Regions from separate parts of the Homo sapiens genome. Here regions 2, 3, 4 and 5 are each linked to region 1. A link is a loop called in an ENCODE intact Hi-C map of the cell type or tissue named here. Cell type or tissue: mammary epithelial cell. All regions are shown on one strand. Links, peaks and the distances in the headings refer to the core of each region. The heading gives the core; the rest is flanking DNA.

What was found. Peaks named below come from ENCODE experiments on the same cell type or tissue, not always from the same donor. Only the 100,000 strongest peaks of a DNase experiment are listed, where the experiment ranks them.
Region 2: it touches region 1 in a loop (7-fold over the local background); 4 of 110 quality-filtered maps call a loop at or near these places.
Region 3: it touches region 1 in a loop (9-fold over the local background); 4 of 110 quality-filtered maps call a loop at or near these places.
Region 4: it touches region 1 in a loop (4-fold over the local background); 3 of 110 quality-filtered maps call a loop at or near these places.
Region 5: a loop joins it to region 1, with 9 times the contacts of the local background. A loop is called at or near these places in 13 of 110 quality-filtered maps.

What each region holds. Positions count from the first base shown.
Region 1 is chr6:105,599,123-105,605,233 of GRCh38, reverse strand. No RefSeq gene overlaps it. Among named protein-coding and RNA genes, the nearest start is that of LINC02836, 30 kb to the left of the region's middle. RefSeq lists enhancers at 3,261-3,840, 3,212-4,411. In mammary epithelial cell, for the core only: no CTCF peak of the experiment used is centred there; DNase peaks (open chromatin) are centred at 3,523, 4,693 and 5,363; H3K27ac peaks cover 3,970 bases.
Region 2 is chr6:105,523,977-105,530,087 of GRCh38, reverse strand. No RefSeq gene overlaps it. Among named protein-coding and RNA genes, the nearest start is that of LINC02836, 110 kb to the left of the region's middle. In mammary epithelial cell, for the core only: no CTCF peak of the experiment used is centred there; no DNase peak of the experiment used is centred there.
Region 3 is chr6:105,724,133-105,730,243 of GRCh38, reverse strand. No RefSeq gene overlaps it. Among named protein-coding and RNA genes, the nearest start is that of LINC02836, 95 kb to the right of the region's middle. In mammary epithelial cell, for the core only: no CTCF peak of the experiment used is centred there; a DNase peak (open chromatin) is centred at 2,863; H3K27ac peaks cover 2,240 bases.
Region 4 is chr6:105,534,424-105,540,534 of GRCh38, reverse strand. No RefSeq gene overlaps it. Among named protein-coding and RNA genes, the nearest start is that of LINC02836, 95 kb to the left of the region's middle. In mammary epithelial cell, for the core only: a CTCF peak has its summit at 3,446; a DNase peak (open chromatin) is centred at 3,414; H3K27ac peaks cover 1,966 bases.
Region 5 is chr6:105,482,311-105,488,421 of GRCh38, reverse strand. No RefSeq gene overlaps it. Among named protein-coding and RNA genes, the nearest start is that of PREP, 82 kb to the right of the region's middle. In mammary epithelial cell, for the core only: a CTCF peak has its summit at 3,529; a DNase peak (open chromatin) is centred at 3,551.

The sequences.
Region 1 (6,111 bases), core at 628-5,627:
AATGAGAGGGACAATTTAGCAGGGTACAGACATCATCCAGGTGAGAGATCCTAGAGGCCTAGGGTGGGTCAGTGACAGCACAAATGGAGAAGGGGGCAGGACTGGAGATACATTTTGAAGAGTGACATGGACCCATTTGGATGACAACCAAATTCAGTGTCCATTTCTACATTGGGCCATCTGATTTTCCCCATGTGAACAGCAGAAAGAAAACTTTACCAGCTCTGTGTTCACAGATCTATGTCTTTAACATGATACTTACTTATTTTATACATTTGTACAAACACAAACTATTATTTTATTATGATGTGCAAGTTGAAAGAAGAACATGGATACCCTGCATTCCAAGAGGATCTTCATTGATCCTCATCAACTTCGGAAGCTGTTAACAAATTATGTCCAGTTCTCACTTTGTCATTTCTCATTCATCCTAATAGTGCTTTTGTGCAGGGGACGTTTGCACCATTCAACAGGACTCGTGCCATCCACCACACAGGTTTTCAGTTTTCAACAGAGAGAGCCTGTTCACAGCCAAGAATAGCAACAAGTCACTTCAATTTAGGCATCTGCAACTCTGTGTGTAAATAAGTCAGCAGCAGAAAATTGAGTTTTCTTATGAAAGGCAGATGCTTTTAAAATTCAAGGGGCAAGTTCTTGACACAGCAAAGGGGGTGACATTGTCCCGAATTATCTGGAAAGAACTGATGGCTGTTGGCAAGGGTTGGTCAGTCTGGGAAGGCAAGGGTTCCACCAGGGAATCAGCAAGCTGCCTTCAGGAAGCTCCAGAGGGAAGTCAGGTTGCAGTTCCAGCTAGAGCTCTGCTATCCAAACGGCATTTAAAGGGATCTGTGATTTACACAGATTTATGTAAGACTGAAGATACTTTATGAAATTTGTTCCTACAATTACATTTCCTAGGAATTACTAGGGATTAGAAAGTCACTATTCTCAGACACTCTGCCGCATAGTTTTCTGTAAACAGTTTATACAGAAATAAAGGAGAGGGAATGATCAGTTGCCAATTTGTGCAAGCTGTTCTGTGCAGAGTCTCACTATGGCCAATTCCTTGTGATTTATGTGCCAACTGCCTGTAGCCAGCTGGACAACAGTCATCCTGACTCTTTAGTGCTTTCAGAACATTTTAAAAGTAAGCCCTAATAAAAGGCTTCCTTTCTATTATCCCTGTCCTTTGGGATAAGAAAAATTCCCCACAGAAATTGTACACATTTTGCAAAAACCATAAATCCTGAGGGTGACATTTTAATGTCCCAAAGGCAATGCATGATAAATGTCTCTAATAAGTTAGAGCCTTTCTGGGATCCGTTGACCTTTGAAGTCTCTCCAGTAGATAGGTTTTGTCTCTTACTCAAAGCTACCATATATTGATTTTAATTTCTATTAACCCCAAAATTATGATCAAAAGTCTTCTGAAATGTTATTTGGGTTTTTTAATGCCCTGAAATGATGCTCAAATTCAGTGACATGAATCACTTTCTTTTTCTAGCACTAGAGAATTAAAAACCAACTATCACATTAGAAACTGTTTGGTGAGGAAGAGTATTATAGGATGCATATCTTAAATAAATTGTAATTTGATATATTAGAACTCAAATACACACATTATTTAATACTGTTACTGATATATTTCAGCTTACACATGCATGCACACAACTAGTTTTGTAGTTCACTAAAAGAATCCCCTAAGAATCTAAGATTCTTTATTAATAATCTTACTAATTACTAAGAATACTTGTTCTGCTATCAAAGTTGAATTTTCTAATCCAAAGAAGATAAGATGTATTTTATTGATTGCTGGTTTAGGGAGAATTTCAGCAGCACCAAGGGCTGCTGACCTCTTTGGCCTCTTTATTCCCTCCCCAGCCATGTACGTGCACTCCCCTATAGACTTTGGGGCACCAAATTTTTACCATGCTTAGGAATGGGACTCACCATAGCATGACACCTCTAAGTGGAAGTTCACATGGAGATCCTGACATCGAATCCATCAAAGAAAGCTTCTCATGTATCCGTCGAGCGTCTGAGGTCTGGGGATAACTGTTCTCCCAGAGGTTTTCTGACTGGGGCAGAAGACCCTCAAGACTTCCATACGGAGTGTTTGCAACATGTCAGGCAAAATTCACACAGGGATACGCAAGACAGACATGATCTCTGCCGTCCTGGAATGGGTCTTACCTTGAAGTTAAATGCCCTTTGGCCCTAACTGAAAGAACATTTTAATACCAAATTTTAAAAACTGAGCTACAGAACTATATAGTGCAATTCCATTTATGTAAAAAAAAAAAAAATACACAGAAGTAAACAAGTACATATGCGTACCCTTGTGTATGTTTTTGCAAGATTCCAAAGACCACAGTGTTACTGTGGGGTGGAGGACAGAAGGAAAGCACTTTTATTTTTAATAAAGAGTTCTCTGTGTTCTTTATTCTGTGTAAACCTATATAATTTTTAAAGTCTAGTTTTAAAAACTAAACATGATATCTTTATAAACAAACATGGAAAAGTAGTTGAGTAGAATAAAAAAGCAATTTATTAGTATATCAAGGAGATTCTATTCTCATAAAAAATAGATACATAGATAGTTAGATAGATAGATAGATAGATAGATAGATAGATAGATAGATAGATAGATAGAGCGAGCATCTGTGGGGAGAAAACTGAGGATATAAAGCAAATTGCTAATGAAAGTTATTCCTGGGGTTGTGATGAAAGGGAAACCCTCTTGTTTTCTATTACACATTTCTGTAACATTTGACTATTTTTTCAATGAGTATGAATTGATAATCAGAAAAAAACAAATTTTTAAAAATAAAAAATATTGCGATATGTTCTATGCCAAACAAGCTCAGCTAATTTATCTTCATTTAGGTGATAAAAATATCTTATGAAACATTAAAGAGAAAATATATATATATATATGTACATATATGTACATATGTATTTGTTGGTAAAAGGCTGCAAGCATAAACATGGACCCAGTCCTAGTTTTTCCAAATCCTCATGATTCTCTTACACCCTTTAAAGCTCTAAACGAGAAGGATTTCACATAATTCTTCAGGGTCAGTTTGGAGCCAGTCCCTCTGTGAGGTGTTCACAAGGGAAGGGCCTGGGTGAGGTGTGGCCCAGCAGCGGGCATGTGGACCCCAGAGAGGGGATCACTTGACCTTCCTCTGTGCCACCTTCCCAGTGATACCTCTAGGAAAGGATATTTATTTAGGCTGAGGAAAGAAGGTTCCTTTCTGTTTTTAACTCTTCAGCTTGACCTTGCACCCCAAAACTGTTGCCATCTTTTGAACCTCATCGACATGTAGCAAGCAGATTCAGTTTCATTTTACTCTCAGAGCACTCATTTGAAGGTTTTCATTTTGAATTGGCCCGAATCTGGGTCTCAGTCCCACACACAGCAGCAAGCTCTTGCATGATGGAGTTCGCCTTGGCAGGCTTGTCTGTACTTTCACTTCCCACCCAGATTCCTGAGCACAGACCAATGGGAGATTGCGTCAGCTTTGCCAAGGCAGACCAATGAAACAATCCTGAAATCCCCTTGGTGACACAGCATATGTGAAAGACTGTTTGTACCATATCGCATTGCTAAATTTAGAGACAGTCTGAGAAGAGGCAAAGAGAATGCAAGGACTAATCAATCCAAGAATACAGAAAACTTGCCTAGGCCAGTTAGTTAGTCTCCACTTATTTTGTAAAGCAGAGAGAGGAGGTGTTCATTTCAACCTCAGCCAGTTGCAACAAAGTCCTTGTTTCCATAAAGTTACTCTGGAGAAGGAAGTGCCTTCTAGGTGCTAGAAGCTGATGTCTGCCAAAAGCCCACACAAGATGTAAGCCGGGAAGAGTAATTGGTACCCTGAAAAACAAGCCGGTTATCCAACTCTCAGTTACTGACAATATCATGTGAGTGCTTATATGAGGGCAAATAATAAGCATGCACATAAAATCAAGAATCCCTAAAGGGACAAATATCAATAGCTAAAGTATTGTTTTAATTGTACTGAGGACATCATTTATGTTATTAATGAAGTATTTAGAGCACAGGCATCAGAGGGACCCTTAAATTCATGTTCAGAAATCAGACCCTTAGGATACGTTATCTCATAAGTTGCTGAAGTTTTAAATGGCTTTGACAGTGAAACCAACTAGAGCAACATTATCCACTTAAGACTGCTTGATATTTTAGAGGGTGTCATAGATTCTCTTTTCCAAGTAAAGATGCAAAAAAACTGTCTGGCCATGTTAACTAGCATTCGCTTTTAGAACAGCCAGTCTTCTCCTGAGTATCTCCAGATATTTTTATTTATAGAATGGTTTTCCCACTCCTTCTGAACTCTGGGACTCAAGAGCTACAATTTAAGAGGGTGTTCTTAAAGCTTTTCACAGTTTGTCATCTCACATTGCTTCACCTGATGAGGAGTCGATAGATAGCACCTCAAAAAGGTAGAAAGAAGCACAGATAGGGATTGGAATACACATGACAAAGGAGAACACAGAATGGAATTCCAAAACGCTTTGGGAGACCTGGAAATCCAAGTTATTCTGAGAGAAGACTGATGAAAAGGAATGCATACAAGCATAAGAACACCCACAAAAAGTAGCCCAGTGCTTAGTGACTGGGTTGCTCTTTCCCATCTACCAGTCAAGAAGGTGCTGTCCCCGGTTGAATACGTATGTACTGAAACAGAGGATTTCACATTCCAGAACCCATAATTCATCTCTGACTTAATCTCGAGCAAAGCATTGACGTGAATTACACAAACAGGAAAAAAGGTGGAGCCCAAATAGAAGAAAAATAAATAGTTCTATCAGTACAAAGGAATCATACAAAGAATCATCACAATAAATTTGATATAATTTTATAGCGTGTGTCTGTGTATTTAATTTTTATAACCAAAGAGATAAAGCATAGCAATTTTATCAATATCCCTTAATTTTTTTTTGGCACATGATTCTTTGAAAAATCAATCTACTCTGAAGTATGGATTTTCAGAAATATCCCTTTGGCATTGTTCTGATTTGCCTTCTCTACCCCAAAGTCCCTAACAATCAAAGACTGGGGTTTCATTTGTAGTTCTGTTGCTTTAGACACATATTTAAAATTAGAAGCAACCAGTGAATGAAATGAATTTGCCAATTTTTAAAAAATGCCATAATTCAAAATATGAGATGAGTCAAAGGGAGGCATTGCCCAGAAAGAACAGACACACATATGCAACACACACACACACACACACACACACACACACACACACACACAGTGAAAAGAAAACTATATCATTAGGCAAGTTTGTTCACTTTCCAACAACAAATGAGTCATTCATCAGTTCCTATGCCACATGTATTACAGGACTTGAGTGTAAAATAGTATTTATCTTTCAACAACAACGAAAAGCCCCTGAGGTCTCACATTACCTCAGTTTTCCTTTACGTGTCTAAATGTACTAAGTCAGCTCTCTCCCTTTCTAATAGCTGATCTGGGGAACTTGAATAGACAAGAAAAAACAGCCAATTGTATTTCTGCTTTACACAAATAACAGCTACAGTTGCTCCCCTTGCCCGAGGCCCTTTCCCCTTTCCCTTTCACTGGGAGCTAGTAAATAAATAAATACATTTTAAGAAATAATGACTCAAAGCCTCTTAGAGAGCCAGGTGTGGGCCAAGGTGCTGCCTAAAACTTTAGAAGAAAGCTTCTAGAAAAACACAGCACATAATGACCCAACAGTTGCCTCAGGGAACGCCCAGCAGCATTATTTTGGGGGTCTGCTGGTTCTGTTTTACTTGGGGAAGGAGCTTGGTAAGGTAAACTTTTCCTGTCAGACCTTTAAGCTTTCTGTTCCCATGTGGTCTGTGTGACCTCACAATCTCTGGCTTCTGGATCAAAAGATCTGAATTTTATGTTATTAAAGTACACAAAAGATGAATAAATGAAGAGATATATCAGCTTCATATTTATTAATATATATAATGCAAAAATAGAATGTGTCCATACTGGTCAATTGTGTGGGATGTACACTCATATTTGTTATATTATCTACTACACCTTTCTATATCTTTTAACTTTTAAAACAAAGACAAATCAATAAAGGG
Region 2 (6,111 bases), core at 640-5,639, 75 kb after region 1:
CAGCTTCTATTGTGGAGGGGCTTCTTTCAGGGCACCAAGGCCCTCCCTTTCTGATAATGCTGCCCCCCTGTTCATTCAGGACGAGTGCCAGGAATAACTTCCTCCTGTTCCTAGTCCCTTGACATTTCACCATTCCTTATTGATTTCCCTAATCTTGATCATGCCACTATAAATAATTCCTTCTTTAAACTAGTTTCAGTTAAATATTTTAATATGGTATCTGAATCTTTACTGGAACTGTAGTGGATCCATCACCACCTCAAATTTGGAAAGAAAGTTTTAAACATAGGAGCTGTCCTCATATTGGGGAAGGAGAATGCATATGTATGTGTATATAATATAATAAACTCAAACATATGAATCTGTGGAGATGGCTATCTTTCTTCTTCTGAATTTGTTTTATGAATCATTATCAATTATGCCCAGAAATCTTAATCTCTTCTAAGCACCAAGTCATCATAAAGGAGGAATGTGTAAATTATACTTCAGAAGTTTTCATTCAGTGTTTTACAAGTATTTCCTGAAAATTGCCTTTTTTTTCTTTCTAGGTTACTTAATGATATGGGTTCCTATTTATATAAATGAAATATAAATACATTTTTAGATGTAGACTAGTCTTTCATGGAATAAGGCAAGATTTGCCCACAGATCTCCCTGGCATCAGTAGGGGGTGTGTGGTTCTGAAGCTGTGTGTCTATTGTCAGGGGTGTTTCCCCCTGGACTATGAACCACCCTTGTCTGGAAGTCCGTTCTCATGGGTAGTTTTTCGTGAGCTGTTATTCCTGTCAGACACAACTTCATGTTTCATGATTATCTAAAGAGTCTTTCCCCTTCCAGCTTCAATTCCAGGGACATATATGTGTAGCTGCTCAAACTAAATCCATTTTTTTTTTCCATCAGAAAGATAACCTGATTTTAGAAAAGTCAACAATAGCCATAAATGAGTGCAACATTCATCTTTGGAATTAGGAAGGATTTCCAGTTGGCTGATTTTCTTTGATAAAAACAATTCTGATTGCCTTGTTGTATCTAGACAGGGCTGTTAGCACACAAATAAAGCAGATCTATGAAAATGAAAAAATTTCTGATATTTGTGACAGTAAAGCCTTTTTGTAACCCCTAGGTAAACTATTTAATCCACTAGAAAGTAAAATGTTTCAGTAGAGAAAAAAGTATGTGCTTCAAACTAGTTTCAGTCACTTAGAGAATACTTGCTACTCAAAGGTACAAGAAACATTGGCTATTTCAGGTTGTCATTGACGTGGATCAGTATAGTTTTTCCTGCTTCTGCCCCTCTATTAAAGTTTCCAAGGTAGTAGAAGCCGTGTTTTGTTTTGTTAACTTTTATTTTAAGTTCAGGGGTACATGTGCAGGTTTGTTACATAGGCAAACTTGTGTCATGGGGGTTTGTTTTACAGATTATTTCATCACCCAGGTATTAAGCCTGGTATCCATTAGTTATTTTTCCTCCCTTCTCCCTCCCACAAGCCTCCACCCTCCAATAGGCCCCAGCATGTGTTGTTCCCTTGTATGTATCCATGTGTTCTCATCCTTTAGCTCCCACTTATAAGTGAGAACATGCAGTATTTGATTTTCTGTTCTTGTGTTAGTTTGCTAAGGATTATATCCTCCAGCTCCATCCGTGTTCCTTCAAAGGACATGATCTCATTCCTTTTTGTGGCTGCATAGTATTCCGTGGTATATATGTACCACATTTTCTTTATCCAGTTTGTCATTGATAGGCATTTAGGTTGATTCCATGTCTTTGCTATTGTGAACAGTGCTGCAGTGAACACATATGTGCATGTGTCTTTGTAATAGCATGATTTATATTACTTGGGGTATGTATCCAGTAATGGAATTGCTTAGTCAAATGGTAGTTCCGTTTTTAGGTCTTTGAGGAATTGCCACACTGTCTTCCACAATGGTTGAACTAATTTACACTCCCACCAACAGTGTGTAAGCGTTCCTTTTTCTCTGCAACCTCACCAGCATCTGTCATCTTTTGACTTTTTCATAATAGCTATTCTGACTGGTGTGAGATGGCATCTCATTGTGGTTTTGATTTGCATTTCTCTAATGATCAGTAATGTTGAGGTTTTTTTCATATGATTGTTGGCTGCGTATACATTTTCTTTTGAGAAGTGTCTGCCATGTCTTTTGCCTACTTTTTAATGGGTTTTTTTTAATAAATTTGTTTAAGTTCCTTATAGATGCTGGATATTAGACCTTTATCAGATGCATAGTTTGCAAAAATTTTCTCCTATTCTGTAGGTTTTCTCTTCACTTGATAGTTTCCTTTGCTATTCAGAAGCGCTTTCATTTGATTAGATCCCACTGGTCAATTTTTGCTTTTGTTGCAATTGCATTTGGCATCTTCATCATGAAATCTTTGCTCATTCCTATGTGCAGAATGGTATTGCCTAGGTTGTCTTCCAGGGTTTTTATAGTTTTCAGTTTTACATTTAAGTCTTTAATCCATATTGAGTTAATTTTTGTATACGGTGTAAGGAAGGGGTCCAGTTTCAGTCACCTGCATGTGGCTAGCCAGTTATTCCAGCACCATTTATTGAACAGGGAATCCTTTCCCCATTGCTTGCTTTTGTCAGGTTTGTCAAAGATTTGATGGTTGTAGGCATGTGGCCTTATTTCTGGGTTCTCTATTCTGTTCCATTGGTCTATTTGTCTGTTTCTGTACCAGTACCATGCTGTTTTGATTACTGTAGCCCTGTAGTATAGTCCAAAGTTGGGTACTGTGATGTCTCCAGCTTTGTTTTTTTTTTGCTTAGGATTGCCTTGGCTATTCGGAGAGCCATGTTTTAATTGGAGCAAGTCACCCAAAAAGAAGAGTGTGACAACAGAAGGTCTACCTCCCCGGCCACAGCCTTGTCTAGCCCTGGGGGCCCTGACTATCTTCCTGCCTCCCCAGCTTTGGATTTGGGTCAAGAAAGTTTATTAAAGAATTACTTTTAGATAACTGAGGACGGGTGAAGTGCTGATTTGCTGGTATTTCTTTTTCCTATAAGAATGAAAATGAAATCTAAACATTGGGGTTGATCATCAGGAATGTCATAATACATTTCTGATGTATTATGGAACACTTACACACTGTTGGTGGGAGTGTAAATTAGTTCAACCATTGTGGAAGACAATGTGGCAAAGATGGGCAAAGATTTCATGATGAAGATACAACTTTACAAAGATTATTAGGTGTTTAATGTTTTGAATGAAGTGTGTTCAGCCACTTCATTTGTCCTAATAGTTGTAGAGGAGCTGGAAGTTTAAGTAAAAACAACACCAGCATTGCTGGGGAGGGATAGTTCCAGACTAGCATTGCTGAGGAGAGATAGTTAAGCTTGGTACAATCAGTCATCCCTCAAACACAAAAATTAGTCAGAATCAGTCTGGGTTTCTATCCCCATCCACTGGGTAGCTTGGGGTTATATAATATGAGCAAAATGCAGACAAAAACAAGACCTGGCAGATTGGTTAGAGGAGCCCCATAGTGTCCTACATGTGAGTGAGGATACTCTGGGTTTGAGATCGGATCTCTCAATTCTATAGGCTTGGAGCTTTACTTAATGAATGTAACCAGGAGCTATTGCATCTGAAAATAACAATTTTCAACCCAGGTTATGCAACAGCATCAATCATCAGCAGAGGTTTAAAAGTGTATACTCGGCCTGATGTCACCTCCTGAAATTCTGAATCAATGCATGTGGGGTGGAGCCTTGTTGAATTTCTATTTTTTTTTTTTAGATGTAGTCTCACTCTGTTGCCCAGGCTGGAGTGCAGTGATGCAGTCACAGTTCACTGCAGCCTCAAACCTCTACAGGCCTGCACCACCATACCTGGATGCTTGGCTAACTTTTTTTATTTTTTGTAGAGATGGGGTCTCACTGTCTTGCTCAGGCTGATCTCAAACTCCTGGACTCAAGCAATCCTTCCAAAGTATTGGAATTACAGATGTGAGCTACCGCACCCAGCGAAGTCTCTATTTTTAAGCATTTCAAGTAATTCAGACACAACCTAAGTTAAAAAGTACAATTCTAGAGCGTAAGTTTAGACAGCTCAAGGTCTTGAGAATGAGTATGTATGGGAAAACTAATTTAACTAACCTTTCATTCCTTTTCTTCCTCATCTTTTTCCCATACTTTCTTTCCTCCCTCAAATATTTATTGAACACTTACTATGTGCCAGATACATAGGAGACATCTCCTTGACAACAGTTACCTATCTGATAGTCAACATCTTCTCTTTCCAAAAGGGAAATTTACTTGGAAAAGCAAATTAAGGTTAGAAGATTGCTTAATAAACAATAAGTCATTAATTCCTTTAACGAGCATTTGTTAAGTCTTTACTATGCGCTCATTAGAATAAATGTAGCTGAGTGATTTTAAGAGATTTTTATTTCACTACAGTTGCTGGGTGTGTCTCTCTTTACTATTCTGAGATCTTCTCTTCCTGCTAACTCCATCAATACATTGTGTTGGCAAGTGGATATAGCCCTATCTAGAATAGCACTAGAGAAATATGGGCATTCTTCTGGACCTCTTTTACCAGACTATAAGACTACTATTGTTTTGTTTTTATTGTTATTACACTCATACCTACTTTATTTCAAAATAATTTCATAACCTGGTGTCTTTCATAAGGTTGTAAGTCTTCCTGTAATTACTTAGAGAGGAAAGTACCTCAATCATTAAATTATTTGCAAATCATCTCAGTCAGACACACCTATCATATTTTCTTGCATCCAGATAATCTTAATTGCAGGATGAAAGTGCTTAAGGGCCTCAGTCCGGGAAGGTGGACGTTTCCTATGCCAGATGGATCATTCTCAGTCACCTCAGTTTGAAAAAACTGGCACCTATTTTATTTTGGTATCTGTAGCATTCTGTCCAGCTGGGCTACTCCTAAAAAACATTCTACAATAGCAGTGAGTCCCTCCCCGTAGAAGTCAACTATGTCAATCAGTCACCTCAGTCACAAACCAGGAGTTTCACCCATATTTTCTCTACTTTTTAAATGCATTCCCTTTATTTAAACTACGCCTTATTTGATGAAGCCTCCCAATATAAATCCCTACCCCAGAGCTCTTTCCTGAACTCTAGCCACAAATCCAGCTACTTCCTGTCACCTCTAACCAAGTCACCTACATGACCATTTATGTCAAAAAATGAAATTAACATTCCCCCAGTATATGTTCTTCATCTGCTATTTCTGACTTTGGTTGGTGGCAACACCAAGCACCCAACGTCTTAGGACAGAGACTAAGGTTCATCATAGATTCTTCTCACTCCATGCTGTTCTTCCTTTGCCCTACTCATCCCACGCAATAAATCATCAAGTCTCTTTGAATCCACCTTTTATCATCTCTCATATCCACGCAGTTCTTTCCTTTCCACCGCAACTTCCTTAGTCTAGCATCTCATTAACTCTTGTAGCAGGATTGTGATTCGTTTCTCTAACTATCGTCTTTTTCTCTTTCAATTCATCCCCAACAAAACCACAAAAATAGAAGCTTGATTTCTAAAATCAAGCTTTCTCTATTTCTAAAATAGAAGCTTGATCATGTTCCTCCTTTGTTCAAAACTTTCCCTAACTATCACTACTTACAGGAAAAGGTAGAAAATGAAGAGAGCAAAACACACAAAAGTACAAAGGCATGAAACCACATGGAATCTCTGGGAAAGCCATAAGCATTTTGAGGTTGCCCAAGCTCACGTATGTGAGATAAAGGATGGAGAAGACAGGCACAGCCTGGATCATCTGCAGCAGGCCAAGTATCTGTCTGTGCCTTCTTCCTGGGTTGCCTTGCCCTACTCCCTTAACTGCCAGTTCAGGCATGACTTCTGGAAGGGATTCTCTAACACCCCTAGACAGGACTTAGTTATTTCTTCCTCAGTGCTAATGCTTTATCTCATACTGTCACTATTGTCATCTTAATCACACTGTAAAACAATTACTTGTTTGCATGTATCTCCCCTTAAGACTATGAGCTCCTTAAGGACAAGGGCTGTGTCTTATTCATTCCTTTATCTCCGTATACCAAACTGCCCAACACATAGTAAGCCTCCAATAACTGGTCTCTTTCCCTTTACTCTCTAC
Region 3 (6,111 bases), core at 455-5,454, 130 kb before region 1:
CTCTTGACATTTGTATTAGGTTTTATAACTAGGTTTTGAGTTTGTTCTTTTTATTAATTTCTAAGTCAGCTGGTGTATATTTTCACTTCAAAATATCAGAAAAGATAAATGATTTCTGGTCTTTGTTTATCTTTGTATGTCCAAGAATAGGTCTTTCTGTTGTTTATATACATTAGAAATAATAGGAATGAGTAGAGAATTTGAGGACTTTTTGTTGCAGGGGATGACGGGAATGATACCTGGAAAATATCCCTTTTCTGGGAAACAAGATTTTGTTCATCTCCCTACATGTGGCTTGTAGGATTTTTCTTTCCCATTAAAATTCAAAGGTTGGCCAAGTTAAGTCATTTCATTAATTTTACCTCATACTTGATAAACTTTTGAAATCTAAAGATCTGAATCTCCCTTTGGTTGAGGTCAAAGGTTTTCTGTAGTTTATGTTAGCTTTTTGTACGTTTGCTTTATTTTCTTCTGGAATTTCTAATATACATATCATTTCCTGGAACTGCTTTTCATGTCCCTTTTCTTTCATCTTATTAATCTTTGCATAATTGAGTTATAGGATAACCTTTTTGAACGTATCTTCTAATTTTTTCATTTTTCCCCTGCTGTTTGCAGTTTGTTGTTACTTCTGGGTTCCAAGCAACTTAAAGCCAGACTGTGTTTCAGATCTTTGTATTTCCAGTTCTTAGTGCAGTGCTTGGCACAGAGAACATGATGAATAAAAGTTTATTGAATTATATTGCAATAAAGTTGCTCAAATATAAATGGTAAAAAATTTATTAGGGAATAATTTTCAGTGACAACAATATGTATATCTTGGTGTAAAATGATTGATATAAACTATATTAGCTGTGAAGTCTTTTCAGAAATTATGGTATTGTATGTAAGAATTTTAGCTTAGAGCCTCCAATATTATTCTATAACTTTAAAATCAAGCCCAGCCCAGCCCCAATCCCCAGGCACACTATTGTAGTAGGGTAAAAAGACATGTAATAAAGTATTAAAATAATGACTGACATTTGCTGGGGCTTACTAAGGGTAAGGACCTAGCCAAGGGCTCTGCATACATAATCTCATTTAATCTTCTCTACGAATTTGTTAGGCCTTATACTTACTGATGAAGAAACTGAAGTTTAGAGGGTAATTTGCAAAAGGTCATATAGCTAGTAAGTAGCTGAGCTGGGATTTGAGCCCAAGCCTGATTAATTCCAAAGTCTGTGATTTAACTAATTGAACTGGACTGGATGGCTTTTCCTTTCCCCAGTCCTCCCAACGCTGAGGTTCAGTGACACTGTAATGTTTCTTGACTCCATATGCATACTGACTCTTCCTTCCTTCCTTCTCTCTTTTCTTTTCTTTCCTTTTTCTCTTTCCCCAGAACTCTGATTTGGCTTCACAGAATCTGAATCTTTAAGATTATAGACCATGAAAATGGGAGGCTTATCCTTGATCTAAAACTGGTCAAGTTTATGTCATCACCCTTTTCCTCATCCTATTTGCTTTTAAGCCACATAATTAAATGCCTGTTGTTTACAGTGGCCTCAAAGAAAGAGAAGTAGGGTATGGTCTTTAGCTGCACAGGGTTGTAGTCTGGTTGCACAGGACAGCATATGTACATAGAAAGAGCCCATTTCCCCACATAGCTGCTTTTAAAATAGCATCTGTGTTATATGTTGGTTTGATATTTCAAGATTCTCTTAAAGATTCTTAAGAGATGAGGGAGGTTCTGATGTGAAATGGGTGTTCTCAATCAACCTTTACTCCAAGACCCTCAAAACCAAACCTTGCTCATTGCAAAGGAATTTAGACACCTGGATTGCCCACTCCAGGTGCTCCAAATCTGGGACCTGTGTGGGAATGATGGGGACTATGAGTGCTCTGCCTTGTGTTGGAGCACAGTGCCATGGAAGGAAGAGGATTGTGGTGACTCTTTTTTGACCTCTGTCTTATTTGTTGGTGACTGAGGCAAAAGCTACATTAAGGAGTGACAGTGATAGCAGAGATTATGAAACTAATAAACAGAAAGCAGTATGGTATATTAATTAAGGAACTGGGCTTTGGATTAAGAAAGCCCTAGCTCTGAATCCCTTCTCCACCAATTATTAGCTTTATGACCTTAGACAAGTTGCTTAAAACCCACTGAGCTTTATTATTCTCATATTTTACATCAAGTACTCAATAAGTAATAGCTAGTACTTTTAATAATAATTCACTGGGTGTAATGGACTTTGTTTTTCTACCTAGTGTCCATTTTTCCTTTTTTTTCTTTAAATAACATGATGATTTTCTCACCTCTCCCTCAATGTAATTTCCAAAGTTCTGAATCCTCCTCTCAGCAAGGGGTGAACATATGGCTAGAGCTGCCAACCAGTCTCTCTTTGCGGACTTGGAATCTTGAATGAATTGATACTCTGAAGAGATTGTCCATCGATTCCTGCCACCTGGACCTTTAGAGCTGCCTCAATTGCTGTCTTCCTTTAAACTTGATCATTTGACCACCTCCTGTTCTTCTTCTGCATCTAACATCTTCTTCTGCAAAAAGCTGAGCAGAGTAGGTTTTGTTTACAACTAAAGGAACCTACCTACTACATCTGGTCAACCTTCTCATGCCCACGTGGTTGATTTCTTTATCTTTGATTTACTCCAAGAAACCCATTCGATCGGTTATTCTGGTCCTAAACATTCCTCTTGAAAGTAATACAGTAGTCATCCTAGGCATCTCCTATATTGCCTAACATTTCATCATGAAGTGTATCCATTTTCTCCAAAGCATTTCTGTGCATATCTAAAGCCCATGTCATCTGTGGTAACCTCATGTATACCTGAGAATAATGCATCTTTCTTCCCCATGGTGTGGTGCACCTATGTGGCTGCTGTGTCTGTTTTCTAGACCCAACATGCCCAGATTTTTCATCTGCTCTCACAGAGTTTCATCTCCAAATCTTTTATTATATTGGATTCCCTCCTCTGAACTCTTTCCAGTTAGCTAGAAAGTACACCCTATCCAGTAATATCATATTATCCCAGACAGCACAGAGGTCACATCCTGTCCAGAAGGTAACTGTGTAGTCCCCAGGGCATGACATTTGTTCTTCATACCTGAGGTAGCTGTGAATGTTCTGGGTCTCCTGCCCAGGCATACTCAGAGCATGCCACAAGTGGGAAGGGGTTAGCAGACAGGTATCCACGTGTTCCAGGGAAGAGTCATTGCCTATTCTGAGCAGTGCTAATCAGTTCAATTTCTCTTTGTGTCTACTTTGAACTGCAGCCTTCTTTCAAACATAAGCACACCAAAGTGAGTGATAATTAACAATTATTCAGAGCTCATGATGTGCCAGGCACTGCACCAAATGCTTAATGTTTATGAACTCGTTTCATTCTTACCATATCCCTTTACACTAGGTTATTACCTTCACTTTACAAGTGAAGAAACAGTTATACTGGGTCTAGATTACATGGCTAGGAAATGAAGTAGCAGAAATTTGGATCCTGGATTTGACTGTGAAGCCCATGTCTTTAAATATAACATTGAATTGTTTAAACATTCAAGAGGAATGGACTAGAAAATGTTAGACAAAAATTAGAAAGGGCATGTGCATTTTTTTTAAAAGATAGAGTCTTATAATTCATGCAGCATGGCATAATGATTTCCTGGTTAAAAAAGAGTGAGAAATAACTTATGTATATTTCCTTTCCTAGAGATTAAAAATGAGTATTGCATATTGAGGGTTCTAAGAAATCCTGATATGAAGAAAGCTATTTAAGGCCACATTTTTTTTCTCTCTCTCTCTCACACACTCTCTCTCTTTTTTTTTTACAATTAGGACAGCTTTAATTTCTTTGTTTTGCTTTACTGCTTAGCTCGAATGCCCAGTACATTTTCCAGAACCTCTGATTCTAGGGGAAAGACATTTAGTTTTTAATTGTTAAATATCACATTGAGTAAAAGTTTTTTGTAAGTTTTCATTTATCAGGTGAAGAAAGTTTCTTTTTTTTTTTTCAGTTTGCTGAGAGTTTTTTTTTTTTTTTTTAAATACTTTAAGTTCTGGGATTCTTGTGTGGAATGTGCAGGTTAGTTACATGGTATACACGTGCTATGGTGGTATGCTGCACCCATCAACCGCTCATCTACATTAGGTATTTCTCCTAATGCTATCCCTCCCCTAGCTCCCCACCCCCTGACAGGCCCAGGTGTGTGATGTTCCCTTCCCTGTGTCCAAGTGTTCTCATTGTTCAATTCCCAACTATGAGTGAGAACATGTGGTGTTTGGTTTTCTGTTCCTGTGTTAGTTTGCTGAGAATGATGGTTTCCAGCTTCACCCATGTCCCTGCAAAGGACGTGAACTCATCCTTTTTTATGGCTGCATAGTATTCCATGATGTATATGTGTGAGGCCACATTCTCTAAATTTATTTTAACAGAGGAGACCTCTTTCTCACTGAGAGTACAAAAATATACCGTAGACTTAACTACTTGTTAGAATACTACACTGAATTATACATATAACACCTCACATCTTCATAATGACCTTGTAATAAATACATTATTATTTCAATTTTTCAGATGAGGGAACTGACTGTCAGAAATATTTACCTCTCCAAAGGCTGTGTATGAGTAAGTTGCTCATTAGGGATTTTATTCCAGTTCTATAAGATTCTAATGTCTTTGCTTTGCTTGCATGCTTAAAATATTTATTTCCCCTATCTAAGACCTCAAATGAAGAAAATTCAGTTTTAAGAGTTATTATTGCCTCAACTTTTTGGATGTCTTGGACATGTGAAAGCAGCATGCTGAGGAGAAAAGAGCACCTGCTTGGTGTCAGGAAATCTTAGGCTGGATGGAAACCTCTGCTACTGACAGCTAAGGTTGCCTGTGAAAGTTGCTTAATCTCTCTGAGCCTATTTTCTTTCCTATGAAATGGATATTCATAATATGAGCAGCTTATTAACTGCTTTCCCCAGCATATATATTCAACTCCATATTTCATTCTAATAAAGTGGACAAAACAAATGGCTTTATTTGTAGCTCAAAAGACAGCACCTTAGATCAGATCATGGTTTTCCTGATTTCATAACATTTTAGAGATAGCCAAAAAATACTAATATGCTTTTCCATATTTTTGTTTGATTTATTTATTTATTCATTTATTTATTTGAAATGGAGTCTCGCTCTGTCGCCCAGGCTGGAGTGCAGTAGCATGATCTCTGCTCACTGCAACCTCTGTCTCCCAGGTTCAAGTGATTCTCCTGCCTCAGCCTCTTGAGCAGCTGGAACTACAGGCACGCTCTACCATGCCCGGCTAATTTTTGTATTTTTAGTAGAGACAGAGTTTCATGATGTTTGCCAGGCTGGTCTTGAACTCTTGACCTCAGGTGATCTGCCCACCTCGGTTTTATCAAAATATCTTATTTAAGAGGCCAGGTGCATTGGCTCACACCTGTAATCTCAGCACTTTGGGAGGCCGAGGCAGGAGGATCACTTGAGTCCAGGAGTTTGAGACCAGCCTGGGCAACACAATGAGACACTGTCTTTACATAAAATGATTTTTAAAAAATTAGCTGGGTGTGGTGGTTCACACCTGTTGTCCCAGTAGGAGGCTGAAGCAGGAGGATCTCTTGAGCCTGAAAAGTCGTGGCTGCAGTGAGCCCCATCGTGTCATTGTACTCCAGCCTGGGTGACAGAGCAAGACCCTCTGTCAATAGCTCAACAAATAAATAAATAAATAAATAAACACACAAACGAATGAATAAATATATTATTTAGGATCTTCTTTTTATTTTATGTACTTTAGATACAGAAAATTGATCTATTTTAAGTGTATGTTTCATTAAATGTTGACAAATATATACAATCACGTAACCACCATTGCAGTCAGGTTACAGAACATTCCTATCACCCCAGAATGTTCTCTCCTGAACTTCTGCACTCATAGCCCTCCCCAGAGCCCTGGCTCCCGGAAACCACTGACCTGCCCTTGTCACTTTGATACATTTTGTCACTGTTTCACCTTTTCTAGGATGTTATCTAAAAGGGATCAGACAGTATGTAGTCTTCTGTGTCTGACTTCTTTCGTTTAGCATAATGCTTTTGAGATTCATCTGTGTTGTT
Region 4 (6,111 bases), core at 806-5,805, 65 kb after region 1:
CTCAAGCATTCCACAGGCCTCAGCCTCCCAAAGTGCTGGGATTACACGCGTGAGCTGCCGCACCCAGCCTAGTGAGCCATTTTTATCACCAGGCAATACAGCTGTGTTGATTCTTATCCTGGTGCCTGAGTTCTTAATGGTAATTAACAGGACAAGTGAGCTGAAGTAAAATAATAATAAATGATATTTGTTGATAATATACTATGTGTCAAGTACTATAAATGCATTTTTTACCTAGAAAAATAGGTAATATTTTTCGCACTTTGCCGATGAATTAGCAATTTTTTAAAAAAAAATTTTATACCTCTCATAAGGTCAAGCAGCTAAAGGATGGAGCTGGGATTTGAACCCAGAACTATTTGCCTCTAAGACTGGTCTTTCTTCACTGAGTAGTATTGCCTCTCCAAATTACCAGTGTTGTAATTCTCAGTCATGTCATAGCATTTTATCTTTTCAAAACTATGTTTCGCAACCTTTGGTTGTGTGAAAATAAAATAGCAGAATTTTTAGTATTTAGATTTGAACCTACCCCAATATAGATAGAGAATATTTAAACAAGAATCACGGCCATGCGTGGTGGCTCATACCTGTAATCTCAGCACTTTGGGAGGCTGAGGTGGGAGGACCATTTGAGCCCAGGAGTTTGAGACCAGACTGGGCAACCTAGTGAGACCCTATCTCTACAAAATATTTAAAATTTAGCTGGATATGGTAGCCTGCACCTGTGGTCTCAGCTACCCAGGAAGCTGAGGTGCGAAGATAGCTTCAGCCACGGAGATGGAGGCTGCAGTGAGCCACGATGGCTGGTACCACTGAACTCCAGCCTGGGCAACAGAGCAAAACCCTGTCTCAAAAAAACAAGTATCACCTAATTGGGTACTTCTTTTCATAGTAAAATCCTTCTCACTTCATGGATTACAACAACCATTCAAAGCACACCTTCCTTTTGGGTACTCATGGCAAATCTGTTCTTTCTAAGAACATGTGTACACACTGCAACACATGTTTGGTATAAAAACATACCTTACAAAGTATGTGAATATGTCTTCTCTTTCCTTGCTGATTTACCAAGCTTTTTAAAAATAACATCACATGATTTTTTTTCATTCTAACTTTTCAGTATTCAACATAATTTTTGAAATTTTAATCTTAAAAAATAGCCTTAGTACAAGTGATAATGCCCATTTTTATGGTTTTCAGAATGTATACAGCCATATATTTTTTTTTTCAATTTTACTCTAAGTTCTGGGATACATGTGCTGAATGTGCAGGTTTGTTACATAGGTATACTTGCGCCATTGCAGTTTGCTGCACCTATCAACCTGTCATCTAGGCTTTAAGCCCCACATGCATTAGGTATTTGTTCTAATGCTCTCCCTCCCCTTGCTCCCCACCCCCAGACAGGCCCCCATGTGGGATGTTCCCCTCCCTGTGTCCATGTGTTCTCATTGTTCAACTTCCACTTATGAGTGAGAACATGCCATGGTTGGTTTTCTGTTTCTGTGTTAGTTTGCTGAGAATGATGGTTTCTAGCTTCATCCATGTCTCTGCAAAGGACATGAACTCATTCTTTTTTATGGCTGCCTAGTATTCCATGGTATATATGTGTCACATTTTCTTTATCCAGTCTATCACTGATGGGCATTTGGGTTGGTTTCAAGTCTCTGCTATTGTAAATAGTGCTGCAATAAACATATGTGTGCATGTGTCTTTATAGTAGAATGATTTATAATCCTTTAGGTATATACCCAGTAATGGGATTGCCGGGTCAAATGGTATTTCTGGTTCCAGATCCTTAAGGAATCACCACACTGTCTTCCACAATTGTACAACCATATATTTTGAGGATCTTCCATGTGCCAGGCTTGCTTTGGGGACTGGAGAGAAAGTGATTGATAGTGGAGACCCCTGTCCTGTGGAAACTTACAGAGGGGAAGTAGCCAAATAAATCATAACCATAGTACAGACCGATTAAGAATGTTATGTTAAGTAGAAAGTTAACTAAATTGGGGTATTAAGAGAGAATTACCCAAGGGATTTGTATCTAAGCCAAATCTTGAAGGATGGGTATATTTTGATAAGGCAGGTAGACAGGTAAGAATGACTCAAGCCCAGGTAGATATTAATTTGATACAGGTATGACACATGGGATGAATGGAAAAGGCTCTGCATTACTTGAAATATGTCTCCATCAAGTGTAAGTAATTTTCTCAGTTGCAGGTTTGGGGGCAAAACCTCAATATTCCAATGAGCCCAACACTCTTCACAGCCTTTTCTAGTTAAAAATGAGAAAATGATGGATTTAATAAGGATAGAGTGGGGTACAGAGATAGTTAAATAGCTAATGTAGTAGGATATTTCCTGGAGTCAAATTCCTATGGTCAGATGCATCAGAGCAGCATGCATACAGCATCATCAAGCAGCAGTCTCATTTCTGAATTCTGACAGCTTTTGGGAATTGGCAGATTATTATTTTTATACTTTTTTTTTTTTTTTGAGATGGAGTCTCACTCTATCACCCAGGCTGGAGTGCAGTGGCATGATCTCGGCTCACTGCAACCTCCGTCTCCCGGGTTCAAGGGACTCTCCCACCTCAGCCTCCCGAGTAGCTGGGACTACAGGTGCACACAACCCCCTTGCCTGGCTAATTTTTGTATTTTTAATAGAGACAACATTTCACCATGTTGGTCAGGCTGGTCTCAAACTCCTGATCTCAGGTGATCTGCTGGCCTTGGCCTCCCAAAGTGCTGGGATTACAGATGTGAGCCACCGAGCCTAGCTGGATTGATGGATTTTGAACTTCCATTATATTCTTCTCTCTTATGTGTTTGCATGGTATTTAATTTGCCCACCCATTTTTTTATTGAGAACATGTCCTTGAATCACTTGTTTTTTAAGGAAATTTTTTTCTGCAATGCACTGACATTTTAACAAAGGAGTTACAGAAATAGAGTGCTCAAATGTGACAATTTATTAATTCAAAATTTTCAACTTTGCATAATGGTGTAATATTCTCTTTTCTCATAACTCCCTGCAGTGTGTCCAAATAGTTCAGATTAATATCAACTCATCAATGAGCTATAATACAATGTTCCTTCTGCCACATTTAACATTGCCAAATGTGGAGATACTGTCTTTCACAATTAAGAGAAAATATAACATAATGTAGTAAAGTGGTGAGAGTTTTTTTTTAATTCCAAAAGTATGTTGCCACTATTTTCTAAAGTAGATTATTGAAAAGGGTGGGGGTGTAAAGGCTTTTAGAGAAACAATTCAGATAATCCGCTTAAAGTCTAAGTCTCATTCAGTTGTCTGGAAGCCAAGTATTTCTTACTTGGAAACTCCGATGACAGAGTGTGCAAGTTGGGACTTGGATTACTTCTTTTCACTTTAACTCTAGGCTTTCCCTGGAAGAACTGGTCTGTGATCCATCTACAGCACCACTCCCTCGCCTTTATGCAGTGTCAGTTCAGTTCAGTCATTGCAGTTCTTCAGAAAAACCCTTTGGGGGTGAATATTTTTGAGAGTTGGAAAGATGTTATCCCCTACTTTACTGTAGTCCAAAACAGTATCTTGGTAATCACCTATGTTGTTCTGGAGAGAATATATTGCTATGGATACTAATTGAACTATTATCTGATGCAATTTGGATAGGACCTTTCTTTGTTGGATTTTTATCCTTAAAAATCCTCTTCAAATCCTTCTCACTCCATATTTCAGCCAGTGTGTCTAAATTGAAAACTGTGACCAAGAAACTAAGATCTGTAAGTAAATAAGTCAGTTCATAATTGTGATTCTGTCACCAACTTGCTGAGAAACTATGTAGCACAATCAATTAAAATAATATTTAGAAAAGTCTTAGAGATTCAGAAATTTAAAAATGTAAAAAGAGTTATATGCTTAAATAATTCTGCATTATCAACCCCAGTATAAATGATTAATAAACTTGTTATTCAAGATATTTTGAACCCAATGATCAATAAGGAAGATTATAAGAAAATCCGAAGCATTGTTAATAACTACAGTCCTAGTAGATATATTATGGGGGATAATAATTTCTTAGCTTTCAGAAAGATCCTGTGCCATGATTACAGCAATTAAGTATGAACACAGTGACCAAGTGAGTTCCTGTCAGGGGCTGCCAAAGGATAAAATTCACTCACACTTGTGAAATTTAAGCACATTATTGATGATGGTAATCAATTTCACATTTCAGTTAAACCCAGTAAATGATGACAATGAACTAAGAAGCATTATCCTATTAAATGAATTTTGTATTTTCTCTTTTTTTGTTTTAAGAGACAGGGTGCCTGTCACCCAGGCTGGGCCTGTGGTGGCAGGATCATAGCTCACTGTGACCTGGAACTCCTGGCCTCAAGTAATCCTCCTGCCCCAGCCTCCCAAGTAGGTAGGACTACAAGATGCACATCACCATGCATGACTAATTTCTTTTATTTTTTATAGAGATGGGGTCTCGCTCTGTTGCCCAGGCTGGTCTTGAACTCCTGGCCTCAAGCAATCCTCCCACCTTAGCCTCCCAAAGCACTGGGATTACAGGTGTGAGCCACTGTACCTAGACTTATTTTCTCTACTGTAAAAGGCATTTGCTGGAAGTTGGCCTTCAGATATGAAAATATAATAATGGTGACAAAAATAATTTATAATAAGAGTAATAACTGTATTAGTTGCTATTATGGCTATGCCTAATATTTTATATCATTTAATTCTCAAAGTAATTTCATGTGGCCATATGATGAAGATCTATCACCATAACGATATTTTATTCATATGTATTTATTAAAAACAATTTTATAACCACAGAATGGCTAAAAGTCCAAGGACGTATTTAATTGACATTTTAGTTGAGTTGCATTTTGAGTTCTGTTTTCTCCTCCTAACTTAATACAGGAACATTCAGTAAGCTGTCAAATTAATTCCAAACCAAGTAGCGAAGTTGTTTATTTTTTTAACGTCAAGCTGGTTGTGGTAAAAAGTGAACAAAACTAATTGAAACTCCATATGAACAGTTAAAATTAATTTTATTTGTAGTACAAAAGTGAAGTGCATAGCACACATTGCTCTCCAGATCATAAATATTGGCAAAGTTCCTTCAGCAATTCCAAGGAAATACATTGGCTTCAGGAGAAACTAACCATCATGAACATCTTAACGGATAATATTTCCCATGCTAATATTTTCTATCTAAACTGTATTGTCACTACTAAGTAAGGGACAAAGGAAACTGCCACAGGGTTCAATCAAGACTTAGCAAATACTGGCCAGGAATGGTGGCTCACCCCTGTAATCCCAGCACTTTGGGAGGCCAAGGTGGGTGGATCACTTGAGGTTAGGAGTTCGAGACCAGCCTGGCCAACATGGTGAAACCCCCATCTCTACTAAAAATACAAAAACTATCCAAACATGGTAGCGCTTACCTGTAATCCCAATTACTCAGGAGGCTGAGGCAGAAGAAGCACTTGAGCCCAGGAGGCGGAGGTTGCAGTGAGCCAAGATCACGCCACTGCACTGCAGCCTGGGCAACAAGGAGCGAAACTCTGTCTCAAAAAAAAAAAAAAAAAAAGACTTAGCAAATATAAAATTTAAATGCTTTGTATTTGACTGGGAATATTTTATTTCATCTAATATATTTCTGCAATATCATAATTCAGGTAACATATTTGGGTGAACATTATGGAAATCAAAGTAGTTGACATAATACCCAGAGAAAACCATGGATGGCCATCATGTTTTTTTTTAAAAAAAAGCTAGTTGGCCAGGCATGGTGGCTCCCGCCTGTAATCCTAGCACTTTGGGGAGGCCGAGGCAGGCAGATCACGAGGTCAGGAGTTCAAGACCAGCCTGGCCAACATGGTGAAACCCCGTCTCTACTAAAAATACTAAAATTACCCAGGAGTGGTGGTGCGCGCCTGCAGTCCCAGCTACTCGGCAGGCTGAGGCAGAAAAATCACTTGAACCCGGGAGGCAGAGGTTGCAGTGAGCCGAGATCGCACCACTGCACTCCAGCCTGGGCAACAGAGTGAGACTCCATCTCAAAAAGAAAAAAAGAAAAAAGAAAAGCTAGTATATTATTTGCATACAAATCCTGTGGCA
Region 5 (6,111 bases), core at 796-5,795, 120 kb after region 1:
GAAAGCCATTGTATCTGAGTAATCTAAACTTGAAAGAGAATTTTTGTTAAACTAGTTATGATAGGAGAAACATGTTTTTCACCGAGTCGAAAGATTAAAGTTGGTTGTAAAAAGGGGTGGGGGACTGAAGGAGAATTATTGGTTGCTCAACTAATGATTAGATACAGAACTTCAAGGACAAATTAAGAGGCACAAAAGAAAGAGTCATGCAGATAAGTGAAAACAGTTTCAATGATATTAAATAAAAGATGCATTGTTTATGTTAGGTTGTAATCTCTATTCCCATATTCATCTAAACAACCCCCACCACCCCATTAGCTACCCCAGGTAAATTCCTAACTCCACTGCACAATGCATCTGCAGACTGGAGTAGTATCTACCGTTCCCTTTCTCACTGCCAGACCATCCTCCCTATCTCTAGTTTCACTATGTCTAAGCCCCTCTTCCTTTCCTTTTTTTTTTTGAAACAGAGTTTCACGCTTGTTACCCAGGCTGGAGTGCAGTGGCGTGATCTTGGCTCACTGCAACCTCCGCCTCCCAGGTTCAAGTGATTCTCCTGCCTCAGCCTCCTGAGTAGCTGGGATTAAAGGCATGCACCACCACGCCCAGCTAACTTCTGCATTTTTAGTAGAGATGGGATTTCACTATGTTGTCCAGGCTGGTCTCGAACTCCTGATCTCAGGTGATCTGCCCATCTCAGCCTCCCAAAGTGCAGAGATTACAGGTGTGGGCCACCACACCCGGCCTCTAATCCCCTCTTTTAATGAGGCCTTGCTCCAAAAGAATGTAGACAGGAGGTCTAAAAAAAAAAGAGCTGAGGTAGCCTTTTTTTGTTGTTTTGAAAATATGTTGTGAATCCTTTGGTTTATTTCAAACGATTTTCACCCAATACCGTATATCATCCCTCATCTCAAATCGACTCCACTAATTTCTTTTGATTTATCACTCTTGTCCAGCCTACCAACCCTCTTTCCCGCTCATGCCCACTGTTAAATTAAGTGTAGCCTAAAGCCACCTCCTTACATATTTTAAATTCAGCCCAAAGCTTTCTCTATATAGTGAACTATAACCTAAGTGGATGTGTAAACAGACCGTAACCTACTCTAGTGACAATCACCAAGTTTCAGCCAATCAAGGGTGGCCAACTATTCAAACCATGTTCAAATAAGGCTCACTCCAAGCTGTAACCAATAAGGCTGTTTCTGTTCCTCACTTCTGTTTTCTGCACATCACTTTCTTTTTCCTGTTCATAAATCTTCTTCCACCACATGGTTGCACTGGAGTCTCTGAGCCTCTTCTGATTTGGGAGGCTGCCCGATTCACATACCGCTCTTTGCTCAATTAAACTCTGTTAAATTTAATTTGTCCAAGTTTTATCTTTTAACATCACAAACCTACCCCAGGTCTCTCCTTTGAAAAATTATTATTTTGAATGTAGAGTTGGTCTGGGCGTGTAGCAACAAGAATGTGTCTGTGCATTACAGAGATACAGGGAGCAAATTTAAAGGGCTTCCTCAAGCTCTGATATCAATAGAGGCTCAGGTAAGAGACAAGTTTCCCTTGGAGGGAGGAGATGGGGTGCTGGGAAGGACTGAGGTCCAGGATATACCTCCCCTTCAAGGGGCCTGGGCCTAGGCCCTCACTGCCTATGTTTGCATGGAAACCTCCAGAGCGGAGCAGGGTCGGGGCTTCAATCCTCAAGACAAAAACTTTCTCAGCTGACTTTTAGAACAGAGGGCAAAGATATACAGATAAAATATATCCCTCTGTATCAATGCAAAGCATTATCTCTGTCCCAGAAGAGTATTTGCGGTAAAAAGAAACACTGAAATCAGAATAGAAATAGTCATAGCAGGAGTCAGGTGCGGTGGCTCATGCCTGTAGTCCCAGCACTTTGGGAGGTTGAGACAAGAGGATCACTTGAGGCCAGGAGTTCAAGACCAGCCTGGGCAGCACAGCATGACCCTGTCCCTACAAAACAATTAAATATTTGTTTAAATAAAAATTTTAAAAAATATTAACAGAAGGACGGAACTTGACTCGTGCAGGTATACAACTAAGGGTTTGGCTACACATGCACAGGCCTGCTGTCAATGTGTTATTAACATTTAGAGCTGAAATAATACAACTTAGAATCATCTTAATGAAAATACCAGAGCCAACCTCTGCAGCTGCTTATAACATAGTCACCTTGCCTCAGGACCAATTTCTCCCCTGAACTCTTATTAATCTTCAACATTCAAGATAGAAGATTTAATGTTCTCTCTGGATTGTTCAGAGATTTATGACACCTATAGAAATGTTCATAAAATTTGAGGCTATGCAAGCCTTTTGGCATCTGTCTCATTGTTATCGGAACCATAAAAGTCATCACCATCTTGTCCACAGCCAGTCTTTTCTTCCTAGATAATCCGGGGAAAAATAAAGTTGCCTCTGAGTCTCTGAGTATCTGCTTGAAGCAGGCTCTGTTGTCAGGTGTGTGTGTGTATGTGTGTGTGTGTGTGTTGAAGGAATAGTGGTGTCATATCAGGGAAGGGAGAGAGAGAATAGCAGATCAACCTGTATGTGTTTGAGGACTTAAAGGGGAATTTTGAGAAATTGTTTCTAGAGCAACTCATTTTATCTGTCAAAAGGATGCTGCAGTATGTACGTCGCTCACTTCAGCCTGGTTCTCTGGCCCAGCCTACCCAGGAGTGGTAGTCTCCGGAGTGTACACAGAGAAGGGAAGCAGGTGCTTCAACTCCCCCAGCATCTGGTTTAGATGACCACAATGCTGAGAACACCTGCAGCCTGCATTTCAGCCAAGTCTGGCCTCCCATTGTATTCGATTGGACTTTCTGCCTTGAGCAAGAAAAAGGAATTGTTTATCAGATTTGCCAAAGGATCTCCGGGGAGGTGGAGAAAGACAGGATAAACAAACCTACAACAAGCAAGGGTAAGCAAAGCACTGGGAGACTTGGATTATTTGTGACTGTCCGAGGTAATCTTTCAACCTGACACAAAGTAAGTAAAAGCTGAGAGAGAGAAGCAAATGTTAGCATGGACCAAGTCAGTTTCCCAGCGGTTCATGAGGGAACCGATATTAGATCATCTTGTCCAAACTCTGGTCCTAGGCTGACACAGAAATCAAATTCTCAAGACTGGAAAGACTTTCAATCAAACAACAAGGGTTTAAAAGATGACTGTCCTAGAAAAATCTTACAAAGAAGATGGTCTTACCACTTGCGTAGCAAATGTTCCATTGCGCACTTTATAATTTCATATTTTGTAATAACTACGCAATGGGTAAGCTGGTTACCTGCAAATCATATCAAAAGCGATAATCTTGGTTTTACTTCTCTAACCAATGTAAGCAAAGCAAGCACGTCTGATATAGCGATATAATACAACTTCATGGTTGGTATATAGGAACAAAAATTAAATTAACGCGCTTATTTCCAGGGCCTCAGAAAATAGTTTAGCGGTATCATATATTGTGTTTTCTTAGTAAATAATTCTGCAGGAACCCCTTCTTTTTCTTTCCTTTGTATAGAGCCCCAACTAGTGGAATATTGGAAAACTGCACTTAAAGAGAAAACATTTAAATAGGAGATGACCACAGGTCTCTCTTCCTCAGGTTAAGAGCCAGTAAGATCGTACAGACACTGCTCATTTTGGGGTGTGGAGATATGGACAAGGCGCTGAATTAAAAGGGGAGGGGTGTGTGAAACTGGCTTATACTTAGCTCCTCACAGGCATAAAGGGCAAACTCGTACTGATGAAAACAAGTGCAATCTCTGGCATTTGAAATGAGTCAATGGGCTATATCTATCACTAGTTTGAGAAAGGAAAATATTTATTGAGTTCAGAACTTATCTTCTTGAAGATATCTTTTCCAAAGAAAGAGGAAGATATCCTGTGACACAAGATTGTATATGTTGGAGGAAAGAGACCTGGTTTCACAAATTAGATGAGAAGGCAGTTGGCAACATTGTCCCACTGGTGCAGAACAGAACAGAACAGGTAACACTGTGCCTGTGCTGGGGTCGGTGAGAAGGAAGGGAGAAAGCAGGTGGAGGCAGCAAAGTGAAGGGAAGGACTCCCACACAAACAACTAAGAGTCAAATATAGACACCTGGAGAAGTGATTTATGACACAGATTTTCCTGAAGGAATGAAATCTTAGGGGTTCTCGGGCTTTTAACTTTGTTCCTTTCTTTGTTTGTTACCTCTCCATTTCAAGGAATCTCATGCTTGTAGATTTTTTTAGGAGTCTTGGCTCCCTTGCCAAAAAGCACCAATAAAATGCAGGCAGCCTGGAAAGGTTATAAAAATGCAAGATGAATTCATCAATCAGACAAGGTCTTGTCTGTACGTGCAACAGGGGGTTCACAGACAGGCTTCAGGGACTTGGTGGAGCTCCCTAACAAGATGTGTAACTTCTGTGTGTGTGCATTCTTCTGGATTTTATAGCTTTTATCAGATTCTCAAAGGGGCCTGTAACCCAAAAGAAGAATAAGGAATATAACTGTATAGAAATCTGCACACAGACCAAAAAAAAAGCAAAACTCACACTCACATTTTAATGGATGCCCCTCAGAATGATCCCAGACTCCATGAAATTCTGCTCTTAGAGAAGCCAAACAGAGATATCAGATTATTTCAGTACATCATGAGTCAGACTGTAGCCTTCTCTTTTATCATGCAATGACTCTTTGAACAGAGAGCTGCAAGACGTTTTTTGTTGCATTTTGCACTGCTGTGATGGCATAGGGCACCCTTCTCAAACCTCAACGTGCTGTCCTTGAGCAGGTTCCAAGCTGATTAACCTCCATTAACCAGCTTTCTTCACCGTGCATTAAACAAACAAGATGAATTACGCTCAAAGATCCAAAAGCAGCAGCAATCATTTTTGTTAGTTTTTCTTAATAGATTAAGCAGTGGAAAATAGAAAAAAAAAATGCTGAACTTTGGGACTTGAAGACTTACTCAGCACATTTGGTTGTTATCAAAATTAAATCATGAAAGCAGAGTTTTTTATACCACTTCATGTTTGTGGTGGTTATTAAATAAACTCTCCAGTTTTTCATTTCTTTTGAAAGGGGATTTGTTTAAATACTACTTATTTGAAGATTATTAAGTCTCCAGAGTTCAGGGATAACCAGGGCGATAATGCCATGGTGATGCTATCTAACTTCTTTTATGGCATCAGCTTTCCCATAGATTTTATTCAACAAATGACTTGGTTGTGAAGAAAAGCTGTTTATTAATCTGTCTGTCTTAGCCTTCACCTCCCAACCAGACAGTTAATCGTCCAAGGGGAGTTTGAGGGATAACTAGAGAACACACATCATCTATAAGTAATCCCCTCGTCAGATGGCATGTGGTCCAATGTCACTATGATTTTCCTTCTGAGCTGTTAACTCCCATTCTTCCTGCCTCAGAGAGGCATAAATGTGTTTTTAAAATTCATGAAAAACAAGATGTGTAGCTAATCTAAGAAATAATGTAAAACTTGCCTGCATTGGAGGAGGGGAGTGGGGGGGGGGGCCTTCTGTTGCTTTTGAGACTATAAGGAATTTATGTGATTGGTCGATGTCTTTGTGTCCTTATTGGAATGATTAGACAGGTCTTCAGGAAAACAGTTTTCAAAAACTGAGGTTTGGCATTTTTTGGTTTTTTAATTTGACTCCCTACCCAAGACCATTTTTAAAAAGTATTTCAAATATAACCACAAACTGTTCAACCAACTGAAAATGAAAGTAGGCCACTTAGAGGTTTTTGTCTAAACTAAAGCAAAATGTCTTGAGCTAATAATTTTAACCATTGGGAGTTTGCTGGTCATAAAAGCAGTTACTTTGGAATTAAGAAATAATAATTTTAAGTATTACATCAGAATTTGTAATTTTTCTTTTACGGGATATACAGATTATAGTTGGTTTTGGGTCTTTTGGGTTTTTTTTTTTTTTTCTTTCCTTCCCCTTAGGACTAAACTGACCTTCCTGAGCAGTGAAACCCCAGACTTGGACTTGGGCCAGCTGCCTTTCAGCACATCATTAAGAACTTGTGGAGATGCTGTTTAAATGTGAATTTTCCAGCACTCCTTCACCAGACAGATAGACAGTGCTAAAGC